2 separate regions of the Homo sapiens genome follow, and region 2 is linked to region 1. A link is an interaction called in ENCODE POLR2A ChIA-PET data of the cell type or tissue named here. Cell type or tissue: Panc1. All regions are shown on one strand. Each heading gives the region's core, and the rest is flanking DNA. Links, peaks and the distances in the headings are about the cores only.

Evidence for each region. Peaks named below come from ENCODE experiments on the same cell type or tissue, not always from the same donor. Only the 100,000 strongest peaks of a DNase experiment are listed, where the experiment ranks them.
Region 2: POLR2A ChIA-PET joins it to region 1 with 8 read pairs; 2 of 35 experiments call an interaction of 5 or more read pairs at or near these places.

The regions. Positions count from the first base shown.
Region 1 is chr2:173,594,226-173,599,755 of GRCh38, forward strand. No RefSeq gene overlaps it. Among named protein-coding and RNA genes, the nearest start is that of CDCA7, 240 kb to the left of the region's middle. In Panc1, for the core only: no CTCF peak of the experiment used is centred there; no DNase peak of the experiment used is centred there; H3K27ac peaks cover 452 bases.
Region 2 is chr2:174,106,942-174,112,471 of GRCh38, forward strand. The region is part of intron 7 of OLA1 (Obg like ATPase 1); the gene reads right to left. Among named protein-coding and RNA genes, the nearest start is that of LINC01960, 84 kb to the left of the region's middle. In Panc1, for the core only: no CTCF peak of the experiment used is centred there; no DNase peak of the experiment used is centred there.

The sequences.
Region 1 (5,530 bases), core at 119-5,118:
AGCAAAGGGGTAGAAGCTACACACTTTCAAACAATCAGATCTTGTGAGAACTCTATTATGAGAACAGCAACGGGGAAGTCCGCCCCCATGACTCAATCACCTCCCACCAAGCCCCTCCTCTAACACTGGGCATTACAGTTCATCATGAGATTTGGGTGGGGACACAGAGCCAAACCATATTAGTGTCTTTACCCGTGAACATGAAATAATAAGATTGATGTAACAGGATTACTGTGAAGCTTAAATGAGATGATGCATGTAGGTGCCTAGAACTGCCTGCCACTCTCGAGGACCTCACTAAATGCAAGTTCTTTATAGTCCTTCCTCACAGTTAGCATCTGGCCTGGTGGTGCACACACTAACAGGGGGGTTTCTTATAAGGACACAGGACAATCTCATGAATTGGCTTCCTGCGTGTGGCTCTTGGTTTGTTCTTCCCCATAATGGAGGCCCGTCTGTGACTTCATCTTGCGATGGTGCTCACTCCAGCTCTGATATTACATGCTCTTGCACCTCAGCTCTCCAAAGTTAGCCGATCATTTTCACAGAAATAGGAAAACCAATCCTAAAATTTGTGTAAAACCACAAAGGTCCCTGAATAGGCAAAGAAATCTTTGGTAAAAAGAGCAAAGCTGAAGGCATCACACTACCTAACTCCAAAATGTATTACAAAACTATAGAAACCAAAACAGCAAAACACTGGCATAAAAACAGACAAAAACCAATGAAACAGGATAGAGAGCCCAGAAATAAACCCACATGTTTATGGTCAATTGATTTTCAACAAGGCTGCCAAGAACGCACAATAGAGAAAGGACAATCTCTTTAATAAATGATGTTGGGAACATTGGATATGCATGCAGAAGAATGAAATTGAACCCTTACCTCACATGATACACAGAAATGAACTCAAAATGAATTAAAGACTTAAATGTGACACTTGAAACTGTAAAACTACTAGAAGAAAACGTAAAGGGAATGCTCCACAATATTGTTCTGGGGGCAAACATTTCTTGGATGTGACCCCCAAAGCACAGGCAACAAAAGCAAAAAATAAACAAAAAGTATGTCATCAAACTGAAAAGCTTCTGCATGGCAAAAGAAGCAATAGAATGAAGAGACAACTCATGGATTGGGAGAAAATATTTGCAAGCCACATATCTGATAAGGGGCTAATATCCAAAATATATAAGAAACTCAAATAACTCAATTGCAAGAAAATAAAGAACCCAATTTAAAAAATGGGCAAGAGACTTAAATAGACATTTCTTAAAAAAAAAAGACATGTAAATGGTCAACAGATATATGAAAAATCATCATCTTCACTAATTATCAGGGAAACACAAATTAAAACTGCAATGAGATATCACTTCATACCTGTTAGAATGGCTATTTTAGTAAAAAGATGGACAATAACTTTTATTGGCAAGGATGTGGAGGAAAGGGAACACTTGTGCACTGTTGGTGGGAATGTAAATTAGTACAGCTATTATGGAAAAGAGTATGGAGGTTCCTCAGAAACTAAAAATAGAATTACCATATGATCCAGCAAACCCACTTCAGGATATGTATCCAAAAGAACGGACATCAGTATGTTAAGAGATACCTGCACTCCCATCATATTCATTGCAATGTTACTAGCAATAGCAAAGATATGGAATTAACCTAAGCATCCACCATCAGATGAATGGATAAGGAAAATGTGGTATATAAACAATGGAAGATTTTTCACTCTTGAAAAAGAAGGAAATCCTGGCATTTGCGGCAATATGAATGAACCTGGAGGACATTACGCTAAGCGAAATAAGCCAGGCATAGAAAGGCAAAGACTGTGTGATCTCACTTACTTGTGGAATCTAAAAATGTTGACCCCATAGAAATAGGGAGTAGAATGGTGATTTACAGAGGCTGGGAGTTGGGGTTGGAGGGAGTAATGAGGAGATGTTCGTCAAAGGACACAAAATTTCAGTTCGACAGGAGGAATAGCTTTAATCATCTATTGCACTGAAAGGTGGCTATAATAAATAATAGTGCATTGCATATGTTTAAAAAAGCACTAAAGTTAGCATAGCCAATGTTTCAGTTCTCCCATTTGAAATTTCTTGGAGGGAGAATATTTTTGTCCAGATTTAGTCAGGATTTTGTCTCTGGTCTAATCAGCTGTGGTCAGAGCTATAAACATGAGCAAGAGTAAATTGCCCTAGTCAATGGTGTGGCTGGCCAGGATAGAGCTCTCCAGTGAAAGCACTGTAATTCAAAAGGATTCATTCCAGTCTCTGTAACTAAGGAGGCCTCTCAGTAGATGAGTCTCTAGAGTAGCTAATGTTGGCCCTAAAAAAATACCACATATACATTCTTATCATCAATTAAGTATTATTAACTTAAAAAAACTATGTATCATTGACTATGTGCCCACACTGTCCCAAAAGTTTTATAAATATTTACTCATTCAGTACTTATAATCAGCTGAAGAAAGGTACATGAGTGTCTTCTGCATTTTACAAATTAAGAAATTAAGGCACAGAGAGGCAGGATGATTTGTCCAAGGACAAACAGCTAGTCAGCAGCACAGCCTGGATTTGAATTCAGGTAGTTTGGCTTGCAGAGTTCATGCCTCAGACCACTCCATTATGCTGCAGCTCAGAGTAAGACCCACATAACTACTACACTAGGCTGCCTCTCGGACCAGAGATGCCAGCCTATTTACTTATGACCTAATGACCTGAGGATGTTACAACATGCAACGGCTCTCTTCAGTGCTTTCAGAGATAACCTACCAGCGGCTGATGCTCATCTCCCCACTTTCTTTTATCCTTGTCCAGGTTGATGGGTGGTGGTAGAAGGTCTACTACAGGATTTATATTACCTTGAAAGGGTTACATGTGCTAATGGTTTGGTTTTGAATTCATGTTTTTAAAGTCTTTTCACCTCAGTAACATTTTTCCATTTTCTAAGAACACTTTAAATTCTATTTCTATTACTTGAACATCAGGCACAATTATGCCATTTTGAGTTTCTTCTTTGCAATTAATGCAATCATATGATGCATCACTAATGCCAACCAGGAATCTTATCACAAAATAGTATAAATTATCATATTTCTATATACATTTGCAAATGTCTTATCAACATTCCAATCCTGTATACATTTTTATTAAAAAACACTCTGTTGGATTTCTGGAACTGTTACTATCAGCTGAACTAGATCAGTTTACATGACTGCCTGTCTCACAAAGGAAAACTCTGATTGAAACTGGCAACTTAAATCAAGCCACCCAGGATTTATTATCCAATCAAAGAAGCAATTTCAGGTGCCAGTATTGTTCTTAGGACCGCAAGACTGTTTTATAATATAGATACATAGATAAATATAGATATAGGTTTTCTACATGGATATATAGAGATATATAGAGTGTAATATCTATAAGACATTTTCTCATAGAGATGGTATTATATACCAATACATAGATGTATATAATGAACAATTTTTATATATAAAATTCTGGTACAAAGTAATAAGAATATTGGGTTAATTCTTTAGATAATGATCTGGAAAAGGCATTGGTCAAAAGTTGCCCAGGTATGTCAGATAATTGGTTGTGCTTTGGTTTGATTTCTATAAAAATGGGTGTATCGTCATAAAGTTTGTTCCAAAGGATCAATGTGATTTTAACTTCGGTAAGTCACAAGTCCTCTGCTTCACATCTTCTGTCTGTTAAATAAGTATAAAAATACTTCCTTATACACAAGTTGTTGAGAAAGTGACACAAAAATAGAGGCTCTCCTGATTCTTACCTGAAAAGACAAGAAGATATTAGCATTGCTGGAGCTATGGCTATTGCACACATTGCTATGGTCAGTATGGGAGAACTTGAAGGAATGATCACATATAAAGTCACGTGCATATTTGAGTTTAAGATCTACAATTTATATATTAACTTAGAAGCAAAAACTATAGCTATCTTTTTAAAAAGTCTGCTTTATTGTGGTACATTAACTTGTAATAAAATTAACCAATATTGAGTATGAAATTTGGTGAGTTTCAACAAATATACAGAGAGGGTCATGTAACCACCACTGCAATCGTAATATAGGTATTTTCATCATCTCCACCATTTTCTTCCATTTTCTTTGTAATCTGTCCCCTTCTCTCCCCACTGGTTCCTGGAAGCCACTGATCTGCCTTCTAACTTACAGCTTTGGCTTTTCTAGGATCTTTAAATAAATGGAATCATACTGTGTGCAGTATTTTGGGTCTGCTTCTTTCACTAAGGATAATACTTTTGAGATTCATCAACAATGGTGGGTTTATCAGTAGTCTATGCTTTTTCATTACTGAGTACTATTCCATTGTATGCATATACCATAATTTGTGCATTTACCAATTGATAGACATCTTGGTTCTTTCCAGCTATTATGAGTAAAGATGGTATGAACATTTAAATACAAATCTTACATGGCTATATGTTTTCATTTCTCTTGGATAAATGTATAAGGGGGAATTGCTGAGTCATATAGTAAGTACATGTTTAACTTTAAAAGAAATTCCAAATCTATTCCAAAGTGGCTATACTGTATTAGATTGCCATCAGCAATGGATGAGAGCTCCAGTTACTCCCTATCCTTGTCAACACATAGTACTGTCAATCTTTTAAAAATGTCAGTCATTCCTGTGGGTATATAGTGGAAACTTTATGTGGTTTTAGTTTGGATTTCCCTAATAACTAATGATAATGAGCATCTTTTCATGTGCATATTTGCCATTTGTGTGCTTTTTTTGGTAAAGTATTTATTCATATCTTTTGCCTATTAGAAAAAAGTTTATCTTCATATTGTTGAGTTGGAAGAGTTCTTTACGTATCCTGGATACGTCCTTTGTCAGATTTATGTTTTACAAACATTTTCTCCCAGCCTGAGGCTTGTCTTTTTATTTTCTTAACAGAATTTTTTAAAGTGCAGAAAGTCCAATTAATACTTTTGTATTTTGTAGTTTGTGCTCTCTGTATCCTACTTAAAGCACATCTTTGTCAATCCCAAGATTGCTAATATTTTCTTCTATATTTTCATCAGAAAATTTTTATTTCTAGCCCTCAAATTTAGGTCCATGATACATTTCAATGAATTATTTTATATGTTATGAGGTGATGGCTCAGGGTCTTTTTACACACATAGATATGCAATTTTTAAATTGTTGGATATATTTAAACAATTTTTAAATTGTTGGATAATTGTTGGAAATATTATCCTCTTCCCCATTGAATTACCTTGGAATCTTTGTTGAAAAGCAGTTGACCACATATATGTGAGTTTATTTTTAGATTCTCTGCTATGCCTCATTTATTTGTCAACAAGATAATTGCCAATTCCAGATCCTAATTTACCCACAAAAGTTTGGCCCAGATGGGTAGCCATGGAACATTCGAAGCTTCGGCTAAGAAAACATGGGGAATTTCCAGATTCACCTAACGGTAGTGGTTGTGGTGGGTTAGGGTAAGGCAAAAAGTATTCAAGACCTTAAGAAGAAAAAAAA
Region 2 (5,530 bases), core at 165-5,164, 510 kb after region 1:
TCTTCCCAGCAGTCAGTTCTCTGAGAACATCAGTGCAGCTACTGTAGTTACCTGTAGATTACTTGTATTTTCTCACATCTGTGTCCAGCAATCTAAACCATGATGATAAAGGGTCATTAGGTTTTGAGTGAGGAAGGGGATGGACTAGACAATTTGCTCTGATAAGCTCCTTGTTGGGAGCTCCAGTTTAGAATGTGAAATGTCGATTATGTACAGTTTTACACTAAAAGGAAAAAAGGATTTCACTTTTCTGCATTAACAATTAAAAATGATGTGGTTTAATGTCTCACTCTTGTCTACTGACTCACATTTTACTTGGGTACTTTATAATTAAAAGTATTTAAGAGAAATAATTTTCTGTTTGTAAAATGGACGTCCACGCTCTATTAGCCACAAAGAATTCAGGTACAATTACTAAGATAACTGCTGTTTGGAGCACAGCAAAGCAATTTCCCACAGTGGGACTTACAGTTCAATTTACCAGTTGGGCAAATATTTTGTGCTCTGTAGTGGCCTAGAGAGTTAAAAGCTATAGGTAACATTCGAGTAGTGTTATACTTGGAGAAAAGTTTCTTCAATCTAAATGAATGGTTTAGATTTCAAAGCAAAGACAGTATCCTAAAAACATTTCCCCAAATTAATAGTATAAATTTTAAAACCAACATAAAATACAGTTGTCACAGAAACCCTGACTGACCTCTCGTTCCCCTAAAACAGGGGCTGAGAATTTGGAACTTCATTATTTTCATATTTGTATTGGATCCTAAATCATTCTGATATTTAATCACATTTTGGAAGTCATCAGCTGATAGAATATACTATATTCTCGATTAGATTATAGAATGAGAATATGAATTGCTTAATTTCAAATGGTTTAGGATAATTGTGTCAGATTACAAAAATATAAAAATAATTTGGACAGGGCATCCTTCAGATATTATACACCATATAGATAGGATAAAAAAGGGAGGTGTTTTAAAGAAAGATAGAGGGGCTTAAAATATGCTCTCTAAATTTACTTTCATAATTTACCCCTTTATTTAGGTATGCTTATTGTAGTACAATATTATCTCTTTTCAAAATTTCTACCTATCATCCTTTGAAAGGAAATTTTAAGAGAAAATAGTGACTGCAACAAATAAAATACTGCCTTGCCTCAAAGAACTATGTTAAAATAACAAAAGTATGTGAATAAAAGCGTATAATATTTTAAAATGAAACATCAGTGATTTGGTTTTTTTGGAAATAGTTTTAAAATGGTATTCATTTAGACTGTTTGAAGGCTTTCCAATGTTGCTAGGGAAGAAAAATAAAAATACTTATTTTCAAAATCGTTTGCTAGCACTAAACATAAGCAAGCAATATTTTCCAACAGATTAAAGATAATGTAAGCATTTAAAAACTCCTGTTCTTCCTTTCAATTACATGAATTGTCTAAAAACCTTTGATGAAAGTCTGTAAGATAGAAGATATGTCACAATTATCAATATAGAGACATTTCTTAAAATAAAAATTATCATAAAATATAACATTTTGGTAACTAACATTAACATCCAAAGGCAATATGAGAACTCAAATCCATAATAATTATTCATACACCAAACCACTGTAAACCTAAATCATTTCTGAAGACCTGAATGTGTCAAGAACTTTGACAATTATGACTGGAGCCAGGAAACTGGAGCAGTGCAGAATTTCTTATGAATTTCTCCAGTTACTTTTTATAAATGCTGTCTTGGATGACAGCTTAATGTGTACCACATGCAATATTTATTCTTCTTCAGTGTCAGACTGTCTAGCCATCCAAGGGAATACAAAGAATGTCACTTATTAGGATAAAAGCACAAGGAAGGTAATCAAGGACATATGTAACATCAGCCAATCATGCCCTATTTCAACATCCTATTCCATTCATAACAGTTCAACAATTATTTGCTTACTGATAACTTGCTTTCAGGCTGTTTGTGTTCACCATAATGGTGGTTTGCATTTATTTTGCTCTTTAGAATGGGACACTTGCTGTGCCACACGTGTTTGTCAAAACTTTGTATCTTCCATCAGAAATGGCTTAGAGTATCAAATAATTTCTATTTGTCAGGAACTACTAATGCAACAATTAGTAACCCTTGATGTTAACAGGGCAGGGAAATAACTATAAAATAGCAAATGTGTAACTATTGAATATTTCATAGCAAAAAAAGTCTATTAAGTGATACATAGTAAGAAAGTAGGTATTATTAGCTAAGCCACACTCACATATCTTCTTATGGCTAAGAATGTTTAATCAGCATTGTTTTTTCTTTTTTTCTGTTTTCCAAAATTATGAAGCTGACAAAACTTCCCAGTCTACCCCACTGGTCTTTAAGCTATATATGCAAAATGTCCAAGATATAGCAAGTTGTACTAAAACTTATACTTGGCCACCAATACATATTTTACTTAATAATAGATTTTAAAAAAATAATGTCCCATCACATACCATAATCATGAACTGTGTAATTGCTGAAACAATTATTTAATTGTGCTTAATCAGAAAATTTCAACCAGATATGGCTTTAACAATGTATTCCAGTAACACTTAAAAGCTTTTACAAGTACTAATTTCAAGAGATCCAGGCAACTGAGATGTTTGTCTTTGAATACGGGAAAGGAAACAAATGGCTGATATTCTCCATATCCTCTTTCTTGGTCTCTTTCTTTTCTGTCTCTATTTCAATTTGGCCTGAAGCAGAGCAAGTTCTATGATGCAAGGAATATGCCATGCAAACTATTCTGTATAATTTTTCAAAATAAGACTCAGGAAAAAAAAACACTTTTAAATAATAAAAGCATTATCACCCATTTTTCTCTTCCAGTCCTAAAACATGATGAGAGTTAACAAAATTTTTATTTTGGGTTTGGGGCTACATGTGAAGGTTCGTTACATGAACACATCACAGGCTTTTTTTGTACCTATCACCCAGGTATTAAGCTCAGTAACCAATAGTTATCCTTTCTGCTCCTCTCTCTCTTCCCACCCTCTTTCCTCAAGTAGACCCCAGTGTCTACTGTTTCCTTCTTTGTGTTCATAAGTTCTCATCATTTAGCTCCCGCTTATAAGTGAGAACCTCTGGTATTCAGTTTTCTATCCCTGTGTTAGTTTGCTAAGGATTTTTTTTTTTTTTTTTTTTTTGAGACAAAGTCTTGTTCTGTCGCCCAGTCTGGAGTGCAGTGGTGCGGCATGATCTTGGCTCACTGCAATCTCTGCCTTTTGGGTTCGATCTCCGCTCACTGCAACCTCCACCTCCCGAGTTCAAATGATTCTCTTATGTTTCAGCCTCCCAAGTAGCTGGGATTACAGGCATGTGCCACCATGCTTGGATTTTTTTTTTTTTTTTTTTTTGTATTTTTAGTAGAGACGAGTTTTCAACATGTTGCCCAGGCTGGTCTTGAATTCCTGGTCTCAAGTGATGTGCCCACCTCGGCCTCCCAAAATGCTGGTATTACAGATGTGAGACACCGTGCCCGGCCAATTTTTTTTTGAGACAGGGTGTCACTCTGTCACCCAGGCTGGAGTACACTGGCACAATCAAAGCTTACTGCAGCCTCGAATTCCTGGGCTCAAGCAATCCTTCCACCTCAGCCTCCCACATAGCTGGGACTACAGGTGCAGGCCATCACAAGAGGCTAATTTCTTTTTAATTTCTGTAGAGGCAGGGTCCCACTATATTGCTCAGGCTGGTCTTGAATTCCTGGGCTCAAGTGATCTTCCCGCCTCAGCCTCCTGAGTAGCTGGGACTATAGGCGCATGCCACTGTGTCTGGCTAATGTTTTTATTTTTTGTAGACGTAGGATGTACCTATATTGCTTAGGCTGGTCTCGAAATCCTGGCCTCAAATGATCCTCCTGCCTCGGTCTCCCAAAGCACTAAGATTACAGGAGTGAGCCACTGCACTTGGCCTAATTGCAACGTTTTATATAAGCAGGACTCAAGTTAGTTAAGAGAGTTTATTATGTAATTACAACTGCCAGGAACTAGCCAATTAACTGTCAATCTATCTATGTTCATACACATACATATGCTTTTCTCTTAGAATTATGATAAATAAATTATATTTCAAGTCAAACAGATCTGACACAGAATAATTTCTGCCACAGGATAATTTCATTTAATATATGTAACATATTTTATTTAATTCTCATAATTCTATAAGAAAATCATTACTCTCTCTGACAGGTGAGGAAACCAAGGGCTATAAGGCAACTAACCAAACATTCTTGAGTCATGCTTACACAAAATATTGCAATTATGTTTGCTCTCCGATAGGTATAAGTTTCTGTGTAATTTTCACTAGGATACAAACAACATAAAAAACTCCTTGTCTACTTTTGTTGCATGAAAAGCATGCTATAAATGCATAAAATGTTTTATACTTTCTCTCATGAATTTGAGCTAAAAGAAGTTTCCAAAATATTTAACTAGATTTCTTACTTCACTTCTCTGAGCCTTAGGTTCTCATTAGTAAATGGATAGAAATTTGCCTTCCAAGGTTGTTATGGGGATTAAACGAAATGATAGAACATATGTAAACACCCCAAAGTGCAGCATATAATAGATGCTCAACAAATGGTAGTCATTAGTTTTGCCCGACCTGGATGTACATGTACATATACATATACATATACGTATACAATGTTCATTATATTGCTATGCACTAATATAGTACTAAACCAGAACATTATACAAAACATCCATTTGTATTTCAGCTAATAAAGGAGATATGTACAAACACACACAGTCTCACACACTTCCCTACTCCCAAAGTAGTTCTCAAAAACAAATCCAAGTTAGTGAAAATGCAAGGAAACAGAATAAGTCAGTACATGGTTAAAAACAAATACACAAATAAAACAAGTGGTTGAAGAAAGTAGTTTTCTTGAGAAAAGTAGCAATAATATGTATTTTCAATATAAAAATATATAAACTCTTTTATGTACTGTCCCTACAATGGCTATTAAATTGGAAAATAGTTTTTAGAGAGAAGTCCATACAATTAAAGATACAATTTTAGGTACAATTTTTTAAAAAATACCACTCTCAGTTGGCATTTTCTAATTAGGTTATAATGAATTTTTAGTCTCAGATTTTATAGTGCATGAACTGTCTAACAACAAAACCTTACCTAAATGAAATTCATAGTAATAGGAAATGTGACTGGTATATGACACATTTCTCAGGCCTTGTCTACCTTTCCAGCATCACCAGTGCCCCAGTGCTGAGATACTATGGCTTAGCAGTTAGTGAGGAACATGAGCTCTGCAGATGAACTGCTTACAATTGGATGTCGGCACCACTGACTGGTTATGTAACTTTGGCCAAGTTCCTTAATCTCTCCATACTTGCTTTTCATTTCCTTAAAATGTGGGTAATAATGGCACCTACTTTACAAGCTTGTTGGGAATCTTAAATATAACTGGCATAAGGTCAAGTGTGAAGTGTTGACTGAATGACGACTACTACAAATACAACATTAGGCATACAAATTATCTG